2 separate regions of the Homo sapiens genome follow, and region 2 is linked to region 1. Evidence: read pairs that join two places in POLR2A ChIA-PET (ENCODE). Cell type or tissue: OCI-LY7. All regions are shown on one strand. Each heading gives the region's core, and the rest is flanking DNA. Links, peaks and the distances in the headings are about the cores only. Region 1 has its middle 20 kb from the start of KLHL6. Region 2 overlaps YEATS2 (YEATS domain containing 2).

What was found. Peaks named below come from ENCODE experiments on the same cell type or tissue, not always from the same donor. Only the 100,000 strongest peaks of a DNase experiment are listed, where the experiment ranks them.
Region 2: POLR2A ChIA-PET joins it to region 1 with 5 read pairs; 4 of 35 experiments call an interaction of 5 or more read pairs at or near these places.

The regions. Positions count from the first base shown.
Region 1 is chr3:183,573,443-183,578,821 of GRCh38, forward strand. No RefSeq gene overlaps it. Among named protein-coding and RNA genes, the nearest start is that of KLHL6, 20 kb to the left of the region's middle. In OCI-LY7, for the core only: no CTCF peak of the experiment used is centred there; DNase peaks (open chromatin) are centred at 2,239, 3,209, 4,539 and 4,939; H3K4me3 peaks cover 3,208 bases; H3K27ac peaks cover 4,826 bases.
Region 2 is chr3:183,722,031-183,727,409 of GRCh38, forward strand. YEATS2 (YEATS domain containing 2) reads left to right here. Exons shown (of 31, transcript NM_018023.5): 5 at 1-106; 6 at 2,389-2,501. Among named protein-coding and RNA genes, the nearest start is that of YEATS2, 27 kb to the left of the region's middle. In OCI-LY7, for the core only: no CTCF peak of the experiment used is centred there; no DNase peak of the experiment used is centred there.

The sequences.
Region 1 (5,379 bases), core at 284-5,283:
GTGAATAGCTCTGCCCTCAAGGAGCGTCCAGCCTCATACGGCCAACCTGTGGACAGAAAAACTCCCATAGAATGTGGAACATGCAGGCTACTAGGAGAAAATAAAAAGTCCTAAATTGTATGGACCCTTTTAGACCCAATCTTTTTTTTTTTTTTTTTAGATGGAGTTTTGCTCTTGTAAGGCTGGAGTGCAATGGTGTAGTCTTGGCTCACTGCAACCCCCATGTCCCAGGCTGAAGCAATTCTCCTGCCTCAGCCTCCTGAGTAGCTGGGATTACAGGCGTCTGCCACCATGCCCAGCTAATTTTTGTATTTTTAGTAGAGACGGGGTTTGACTATGTTGGCCAGGCTGGTCTCAAACTCTTGACCTCAAGTGATCCACCCGCCTCAGCCTCCCAAAGTGCTGGGATTACAGGCAGGAGCCACTGCGCCCAGCCTCAACCCAATCTTTAATCATATATTTTCAGCATTTTATACTAGTCTTCAACTTAGTTCTTTTTCTCAAAAATCAAACACTCAGGACGGGCACAGTGACTCATGCCTGTAATCCCAGCACTTTAGGAGGCTGAGGCGGGCAGATCACCTGAGGTCAGGAGTTCAACACCAGCCTGGCCAACATGGAGAAACCCTGTCTCTACTAAAAATACAAAATTAGGCCGGGCACGGTGGCTCATGCCCGTAATCCCAACACTTTGGGAGGCCAAGGGAGGTGGATCACGAGGTCAGGAGATCAAGACCAGCCTGGCCAACATGGTGAAACCCTGTCTCTGCTAAAAATACAAAAATTAACTGGGTGTGGTGGCGTACGCCTGTAATCCCAGCTACTTGGGAGGCTGAGGCAGGAGAATCACTTGAACCCGGAAGGTGGAGATTGCAGTGAGCTGAGATCACACCATTGCACTCCAGCCTGGCGACAGAGCAAGACTAAGTCCCAAAAAAAAAAAAAAAAAAAAAAAAAAGCGGGGAGTGGTGGTGCATGCCTGTAATCCCAGCTACTCAGGAGGCTAAGGCAGGAGAATCGCTTGAACCTGGGAGGCAGAGGTTTCTGTGAGCCGCGATCGCGCCATTGCACTCCAGCCTGGGTGACAAGAGCAAAACTCCATCTCAAAAAATAAAAATAAATAAAAAATTTTAAAAAAAAATTCAGCAAATGGGCTTATGTCTAACGTACATTCAAATGAGAAAACAAAACCCACCACTCTGAGTTTGCTTAAAACTGACCATCTTTGTCTCAATTGTGTTAAATTTATGAGTGCTACTAGTATCAAAGGAGAGCTACCTAATTCCGTCTAGAGAAGGATCTCTCTGTAACACTCCAGCGGTCCACTGTGCCTGCCGAAGGGCAGGATTGCACTCACAACTGCAGACACAATTTGCAGAGTGCTATTGAATTGGGCTGCCTGGAAGGTCCCCAGTGAAGGATGCATTGATTGACCCTCTCCTGGTAAAGCTGGTCCACAGAGGGAACCAGCAACCTTTCCCAGGACAATCCTAGTATTATAAATTGTATCCTGCTGGGTGTGGTGGCTCACACCTGTAATCCCAGCACTTTGGGAGGCCAAGGCAGGAGGATCACTTGAGCCCAGGAGTTGGAGACCAGCCTGAGCAACAAAGCGAGTCTCCATTTCTACAAAAAATAAAAATATTAGTCAGGCCCAGTGGCAGGCACCTGTAGTCCTAGCTACTCAGGAGGCTGAGGTGACAGCATCCCTTGAGCCCATGAGTTTGAGGTAGCAGTGAGCTATGATCACGCCACTGAGTGCCATCCTTGGTGTCAAAATGAGACCCCATCTCTAAAAATAAAAAAAAAGTTGTGTTCTTTTTCCCCAGAGATACACTGCTATTTATCACTCCTATGAGAATTAGTATAGTGCAATGGCTAAGAGAAGGTACTCGGAGTCAGACTGCCTGCCTGAGTTTGAATCTCATCTTTATCATTTACTAGTTGTGTGATCTTGGACAAGTTATTAAACTTCATGTGTCTCAGTTTTCTCATTTGTAAGATAAGATTGATGGTAATAGTACCTAGCTCATAGGGCTGACAAACTCTTCAATTCAACATTTACTTTTTTTCCTTTATAATATACACTTGGCAGATTTAAGTCCAATGGGCTTAAATTGAGGATAGGATAGTCACAACGTCAAGCCCGCTTAATTGTTTCCATCTTTGTCTTACTTACATTAAACCTGACATCTATAGCCCAGTGGTACAGTCCTCAAATTGGGTCCTGAGAGGAGCATCACCTGAGAACTTGTTAAAAATGCAAATTCTCGGGCAGGCCCTACTCCAGCCCCACTGAATCAGAAACTCTGGGGATGAAACCCAGAAACTCAGGTTTTAAGAAACCATCCAGGCCGGGCGCGGTGGCTCATGCCTGTAATCCCAGCACTTTGGGAAGCCAAGGCGGGCAGATCACCTGAGGTCGGGAGTTCGAGACCAGCCTGGCCAACATGGTGAAACCCCATCTCTACTAAAAATACGAAAATTAGCCGGGCATGGTGGCAGGCGCCTGTAATCCCAGCTACTAGGGAGGCTGAAGCGGGAGAATTGCTTGAACCTGGGAGGCAGAGGTTGGCGTGAGCTGAGATCATGCCACTGCGCTCCAGCCTGGGCAACAGAGGGAAACTCCATCTCAAAAAAATAAATAAATAAAAAGAAAGAAAAGAAAGAAACCATCCAGGTGATTGTAATGCTCACTTAAGTTTGAGAACCACTGGCTTAACGTTTAAGATGAAGGGCCCTGGAACTAGCCTGCGTAGATTTAAAGCCAAGCTCTGCCACTTTCTCGCTGTGTAAACTTGGGCAAGTTGCCTAACCACTGTATCCTTTAGTTTCCTATCTGTAAAATAATAATAATAACAATGACAAATTTTTTTAAATTACAATAGATAAATAGATATAAGCAACTTCTTAGGATTATTGTTAGATTCTTAGGATTATTCTTAGAATGAAGTGAATTGGATAAATGCTTTATGTCAGGGTCCAGTTAGGAGATGGAAAACAGATGAGTTGTTTTAACAGTGAGAATTTAACACAGAGAATGCTTAGCTAGGTAATAAAGAATGAACGATGTAACTGAAAAAGCAAAAAGAGAACAATAAGCTATCACAGAGGTAAAAACTGCAGGAAGCAGCTTGTAGGGCTGAGAGAACAAAGGGAAGAGGTTGCCGTTATTAAGACTTAGAAGCTCAGAGGGGAGTCCCATGGGACTGAGACACAGACTTCTGAGGATGAGGTACCGGCTGGCTGTCAGCCATCTCTTCAGAGATGCAATGAGGCTGGCTTTGCCAATTGGAAAAACTGCAAGCTGGATTGAACTGCTTCTGCTAGACTGAAGAAGCAGCATTGCTGGATGATAGTGACAGGCACAGGAAGTCAACCAGAAATAAATGGAAAGCCAACGGGAAAACGTCCCTTCTTTCTCATCCAGTCCTGCAACCTCCCTCTAATGGTCCTTTATTAATAGAGCCTAACAGGAAGAAGGGGACAAAGGAAAAATGCAGTTTGCAGAGTTCCAGCCCCTGCATCACACAGCCAAATATAGAAGAGTGGGAGACAAGTTTGAAGCTGAGGGACAAGAGTTTCATCGCTGACACAGTGCTCAATAATTGTTAGTTATTCTAATAATCACTAGTATCAGAATTTTATTTCCATTACACACATTTTTATAATATAATGAGGGCAAGGTACAGTCAATTATTTAAATAATTGAACACACATACAGGATCACTGCTAAAGCTGAACTAATGGCTGGCAGGCTGGAACAAAACCATGTGGCAGGTCATTTGTCCACTGATACACAGCAATGTATCGGTGGCCTTCGAAATTAACCTATGAAAAGCCACCATGTAATATGCATGTGTGATATGTACGGGGTATAAGAAAACTTAAAATTTGCAAATCAAGGAATCAGCGAGTAGTACCTCTATTTTATAGCTCAGGAAATGAGGGAGAGATTGTTCACCCAAGTCATGCAGCCAGTAAGTGGCAGAGCAGGGATTTGAGCTGAGGTCTGATTCCCTGTGCCTCTCTCTATTTCCTCTCTGTTGAATGAAGATGAGTAGCTATCCCACAGAGCTATTAGGAGGACTAAAGAAGTTAATGCATGTAATGGGTTTGGCACATAGCCTGGCATATTATAGAGAGTTCAACAAATGTTGGCCATTGTTAGAATTCCAAGCCTGGAGTTGTTTCTATCATACCAGGCTATCCCATACATGCGTTCATTGTCAAAACTTTACAGCATTTGCAGGATCGAACTGCAAAGAAGAAGAGAGATGAAGTTGGAAAAAAATGCCTTTAAAAATTCTTTTAATCGTAATCTATTTGCTACCAAATCTTTCTGAGGGCAATCATTCATTGTGGACTCTCAATTATAGACAAATACTTATTGAGTACCAGCCATATATACAGTAATTGCTGGAGACGTAACACTGAGACGGTCACAGCCCCACCTTCAAGCGTCTCATCGTCTCTTTGGGGACTTAGGCGGCAGAGATGATGCAGAGTGAGGGCTGTGATGGAGGGCATACTGGATGCTCCGGGAGCCTGTAACAGGGGAACCTGACCTAGACTCGAGGAAGCCAGAGAAAGCTTTCATGGAGGAAGTTACATCTAAGTTGAAAGCTGAAAGACATAGGAGAGTGTTAAGCATTCTAAACAAAGGGACCAACGTGAAAAAAAGAAAATGCTTAGAGGGAAGAGGGAGCAAGAGGCATTCAGAGATCTAAAGGAAGCTGATTGTGGCATGGAGGTTGGGGTGGCCAACAGGTAAAACTGGAGAGGTCCCAGAGCCTGTTCCTGAAGGAATATGTGAGCCACAGGACCCTGGGCATGAACTGGAGGGCAGTGTAGGACGCTGGTCTTTAAGAAAGCCAGTGACAATCAGATGTACACTTAAGATCTACCCTGGCTATGGTGTGGAGGATGGCTTGAAGTGAGGTAAGACAAGAGGTGAGGAAATCAGAAAGCTGCTTCCTGCTGCCCACAGATGAGAGAAGACAGAGCTCTGAAATAGGGAAGGGGCTGAGGGGATGGAGGAAAGTGAATGGATTCAAGAAATATTTAAAAGGTAGAGCTGATGGGATTCGGTAAATGATGCAACCTGGGGAGCAAGGGACAAGGTAGGAAAAAACGGAGAAATCAAGGAAAACATCCAAGTTTCTACTTTGGGCATTGGACAGATGGTGATATCCTTTACTGAAGGTGCAGGAGGCAGAGCAAGTTTGAGGAAGGAGATGATGGGTTTACATTTAGACAAGTTGAGTCTGAAGTATACAAGGGTCATCTCGATGATGAAGAACTGTAGGTAACTGGATTCTCTCTAAGCCATCACATGTCTCAGTATCCCACTTCAACTGGTGACCACGGTCCTCCTCT
Region 2 (5,379 bases), core at 165-5,164, 150 kb after region 1:
TCAGCACAATGACTTCTTATCTGACAAAGATAATAACAGCAATATGGATATAGAGGAAAGACTCTCAAACAACATGGAGCAGAGACCAAGCCGAAATACTGGAAGGGTATATAGATGGGTGGATGTGGGAGGGAGCCACAGGAGAAGGGAACTATATTTACTAAAGTATGCGCTTGTTATCTCACTGAACTGTCACAGGAATCTTAGGAAATAGGTTTGTTTTCCTTTTATAATGGGGAAACCAAATCTTTTTTTTTTTTTTTTTTTTTTTTTTTTGAGACAGAGTTTTGCTCTGTTGCCCAGGCTGGAGTGCAGTGGCAGGATCATGGCTCACTGCAACCTCCGCCTCCCGGGTTCACGCCATTCTCCTGCTTCAGCCTCCTGAGTAGCTGAGACCACAGGTGTGTGCCACCACGCCCGGCTAATTTTTTTATATTTTTAGTAGAGACGGGATTTCACCGTGTTAGCCAGGATGGTCTCGATCTCCTGACCTCGTGATCTTCCCGCCTCGGCCTCCCAAAGTGCTGGGATTATAGGCGTGAGCCACTGCGCCCAGCGGGAAACCAAATCTTGATTTGGTTTTACTTGCCCAAAAGTGTCAGAACTGCGAATTAAACCTAAGTGTTTCTTTTTTTTTTCTGAGACGGAGTCTCGCTTTATCACCCAGGCTGGAGTGCAGTGGCGCAATCTCGGCTCATTGCCACCTCTGTCTCCCAGGTTCAAGCTATTTTCCTGTCTCAGCCTCCCAAGTAGCTGGGATTAGAGGCATGTGCTACCACGCCTGGCTAATTTTTTGTATTTTTAGTAGAGACGAGGTTTCACCCTGTTGGCCAGACTGGTCTCGAACTCCTGACTTCATGATCTGCCTGCCTCGGCCTCTCAAAGTGCTGGGATTACAGGCGTGAGCCACCGCGCCCGACTTAAACCTGAGTGTTTCTAATTTTACAGCCTGGAGATTCTGTGCACAGCACAGCTCCTGGATGCTGTTTACGTAGGTGTGAAAGAAACCTTCTAGCTCGGCAATTCCGTGATCTTGCTCAAGGTCTTTCAACTCTGTCGTGTTTATTCTCTCGAGAGCAGCCGTTCTTCAACGGTTTCCTCTGTGAGACTTTATATTCTAAGATGCTTTAGTACTTTAGTAGATGGAGGAAATTTGACAAATAAACAGAATTGAAAAACATTGCTCTTTGATCATGCCAGTTTGTAATTTGAGCTCCCATCTCAAGCTACTCTGAACTTCTTGAAAAATATTTGGCTATAGAGTCATTATTGGATTAGAGCAGCGATTTTTCTCAGCCAGGTGTTGACTGTGATACAGAAAATTTCCAAGTTACTTTCCACATACTTAGATGTCAAGGGTTTGATTTATTTTTGATAAAAATATGTTTGTATTTATTTTTCAGATTATAAATTCATATGTGTTCATTTTTTGAAAATTGTTAAATACAGAAAAGTAAAAAAGAATAGAAAAGTTCATTCGTGAGGCTGCCACCCCCAAAATCAGAACTCTTCACTGTTTGGATTTACCTTACCTTTCCAGTATTATTCCTGAGCAAATATTACATGTGTTTTTCTTTTTTTTAGTTAAAAAGAATTTAGGAGGCTGGGCGTGGTGGCTCACGCCTGTAATCCCAGCACTTTGGGAGCCCAAGTGGGGGATCACCAGAGGTCAGGAGTTTGAGACCAGCCTGACTAACATGGTGAAACTCCATTTCTACTAAAAATACAAAAATTACCTGGGCTTAGTGGCGGGTACCTGTAATCCCATCTACTCGAGAGGCTGAGGCAGGAGAATCGCTTGAACCCAGGAGGCGGAGATTGCAATGAGCCGAGATCGTGCCATTGCATTCCAGCCTGGTTGACAGAGCGAGATTCTGTCTCAAAAAATAGAATTTAGGGCATAATGGTCATAGAAACTTAACATGTTTTATACAATATGTGATCATTTCTATATGTATTTATATAGCAAACATTTAGCATTTACTATGTACCAGGCACTTATTTCTCATTGAACAGTTTTGAATATTATAAAAGGTTAAAAAGAGGGTAAATTCCATTGACCCCTTTCTCTCTTTCTATTCCTGTTTCCCAGAAGTAACCACTGTAATAGTTTTTTGTGTATCCTTCCAAATCCTATTTGCATATTCAAAGCAGATGTATGTGACTATTAAAAACACACCGGGAGTTACAGTATATAAACTTTGTATAAATTAAGGCAGCATTTATAGTAACTTTTTTAATGCTTTGAGAGGTGCTACAAAGCCAGAAAATTTTGTAATTTTTTAAAAAAACTTAGTTATTCCATTTATACTTTTTACAATTTTGTGGTTTCTGTCCTATTGAAAGTTGTTCAAAATGAGAATGGATGTTGATTATGATTTTTTTCAGGATACTTCTAGAATTACTGGCTCCCATAAAACAGAACAGCGGAATGCTGATCTCACAGATGAGACTTCACGACTTTTTGTAAAGAAAACAATAGTAGTGGGCAATGTGTCCAAGTGAGTATCCAGTTGAATTTATTTTTATTTGTCCATTTGTGTTAATATTTTGGCATTAATACTCTTACAGTGTTACAGTAGGAAGCAGCCTCAGGGATTCTTTTTCCCAAGCCCTTAGTTGTTTAAAAAGTAAACCACAGTCTAGAGACTTTATTAGGGTAATTTTGCTCCTTAGTGAGCAAAGTCAGAATTTGAATCTAGGTCTCCTATTTTTCTTTTCCTTTTTTTGAGACAGAGTTTCGCTCTTGTTGTCCAGACCAGAATGCAATGGCATGATCTTGGTTCACCGCAACCTCCCCCCGCCCGGGTTCAAGCGATTCTCCTGCCTTAGCCTACCGAGTAGCTGGGATTGCAGGCATATGCCACCACGCCTGGCTAATTTTGTATTTTTAGTAGAGACGGGGTTTCTCCATGTTGGTCAGGCTGGTCTTGAACTCCCGACCTCAGGTGATCCATCCACCTTGGCCTCTCAAAGTGCTGGAATTACAGGTGTGAGCCACCGTGCCGGCCTTTTTTTTTTTTTTTTTTTTTTTATCGTTTTATTAGTCTTTTTATACAAATAGCCAGGGGACCTAGGTATCCTATTTTTCATTTGGATATTATTTTCTCTGTACTGCCTCTATACTGTGACATTTTGCCTTGCCTTGCACAGTATCCACAAAGGATAAATAAGGGGAAGATGTTTGTTCCAAAATATTGCTAGAGAAGAGGCAGTATAATAACCCCTACCCTTGCTTGTGCAGTTTGTAGAATATGCTAATTGTTAGGTATTTGAAAGCCAGTAGAGAATGGTAAATCCTCAGATACTGCCCTCAGCTCGAATGTTCAAATCTTCATTTTGTCTCTCCATTTACATTCCTGCATTTGCCATTGTATTAGTCTGTTTTCACACTGCTAATATAGACATACTCGAGACTGGGTAATTTATAAAGGAAAGAGGTTTGATTGACTCACAGTGCCACATGGCTAGGGAGGCCTCACAATCCTGGCGGAAGGCAAGGGAGAAACAAAGCCATGTCTTAAGTGGAGGCAGGCAAGAGAGCTTGTGTAGGAGAACTACCCCTTATAAAACTGTCAGATCTTATGAGACTGATTTATTATCACGAGAACAGCATGGGAAAGACTCACCCCCATGATTCAATTACCTCCCACTGCGTCCCTTCCAGGACGTGTGGGAATTCTGCAAGCTACAATTGAAGATGAGATTTGGGTGGGGACACAGCCAAACCATATCGGCCATTTACTTGTGATTGGCACGTCCAAAGCTGAAACCAGATTCTTCTCCCTGGAAAACCTATTTCCTGTTCTTTTCTTCTGTTTTGAAATGGGAGGATGTAAGTGTGATGGGTTCCTTTGACTTTTTGTTCTTCTTCAAAATCTTACTTCAGGTCTTTTTCTGGGACTCTAAGGCAAACCAGAGAGGTTTGTATCTAACAAGTCATTGGGACATGAGAATAAAGTAGATAAGTCTTTTCGGTCACCCATTTGTGTTAATACTTGGGCGTAATACTCTTATTATCCTGGTGTTACAGTAGGAGGAGGCCTCAGGGAATGTTTTTTCAAGCTCTTTGTTGCTTCAAAAGTGAACCAAGGTCCAGAGATTGGAGTCTCTGCGTTAGTGTGTCTGTCAGTCTTTCCCTGAGAATAAAATAGGGCTTGGTAAAAATTTCTAAGACATGAGCTCTTACACAAATATATTTCACCAATTGTGTCAATGTGTGTAAGTTTGGAAGAACTTTTGACTACTCTGAACCAGTTCTGTCTTTAGGGGCCTTAGCGAATTCCTAAAAATGTTGATTTGGTTGCCCAAACTGAGATGTTTTTAGTTTGTAACAAAAGGTTGCTGAGCAGATCTTAAAGGCAGAATTCCTCCAAGCTCCAGAGCCATGTACTTGAACAGTATGATCTCAGGCTGTCTTGGAGCAGCTTCATCATTTTTGCCAAGTGTCTAGGGGTAGATTAGGACGTTATAAATCCTCTAAAAACATAAAAATGTTAAGTAAATATTTGGCCAAGATGTAAATAGATGGAAGGGATTAAATTAATTTGATGGAGGAAAATTGATTGGCTAGGATTCTAACTGGTAGTGTTTTAAACTAATTTTCTCATGAAGTTTTATTTGCTGATCCCCTCCCTCATTAGGCATATTCCCTCTATGCTATCTCTTTGTGATTTTTATCATATTATGTGGCCATTTTCTATTTTCGTATATTTTTCTCAAATCAGACTGGAATCTCTTGAGGGTAGAAACTATGTCTTGTCTGGTTTTGTTTTGTTTTGTTTTTCCAAGACGGAGTTTTACTCTTGTTGCCCAGGTTGGAGTGCAATGGCGCGATCTCAGCTCACTGTACCCTCCACCTCCAGGGTTCAAGCGATTCTCCTGCGTCAGCCTCACAAGTAGTTGGGATTACAGACATGCACCGCCACACCTGGATAATTTTGTATTCTTAGTAGAGATGGGGTTTCACTGTGTTGATCAGGCTGGTCTTGAACTCATGAATTTGGGTGATCTACCTGCCTTGGCCTCCAAAAGTGCTGAGATTACAGGCATGAGCCACCACGCCTGGCCTTGTCTGGCTTTGTACCCTAACAGTATATATTTAGTAAGTATTTGATTGATGAATACATTGATATACGTATGAAAGGAAAAAATAAACATAACATACACAAACCTGGCGAAATTAATTTTAAAAATTAAAAAAAGAGAAGGCACAAATAATATTAGAAATACAAAAGAAGACGTAACTACAGATGCTGTACTATTAAAGAGATAAGAAACTATTAACTTCTTTATGCCAATACATTGAAAAATTTAGATGAAATGATTGTTTAGCCCCAATTTTCTTGTGGCCTAGTGGGTCTGCCTGAACTTCCAGGC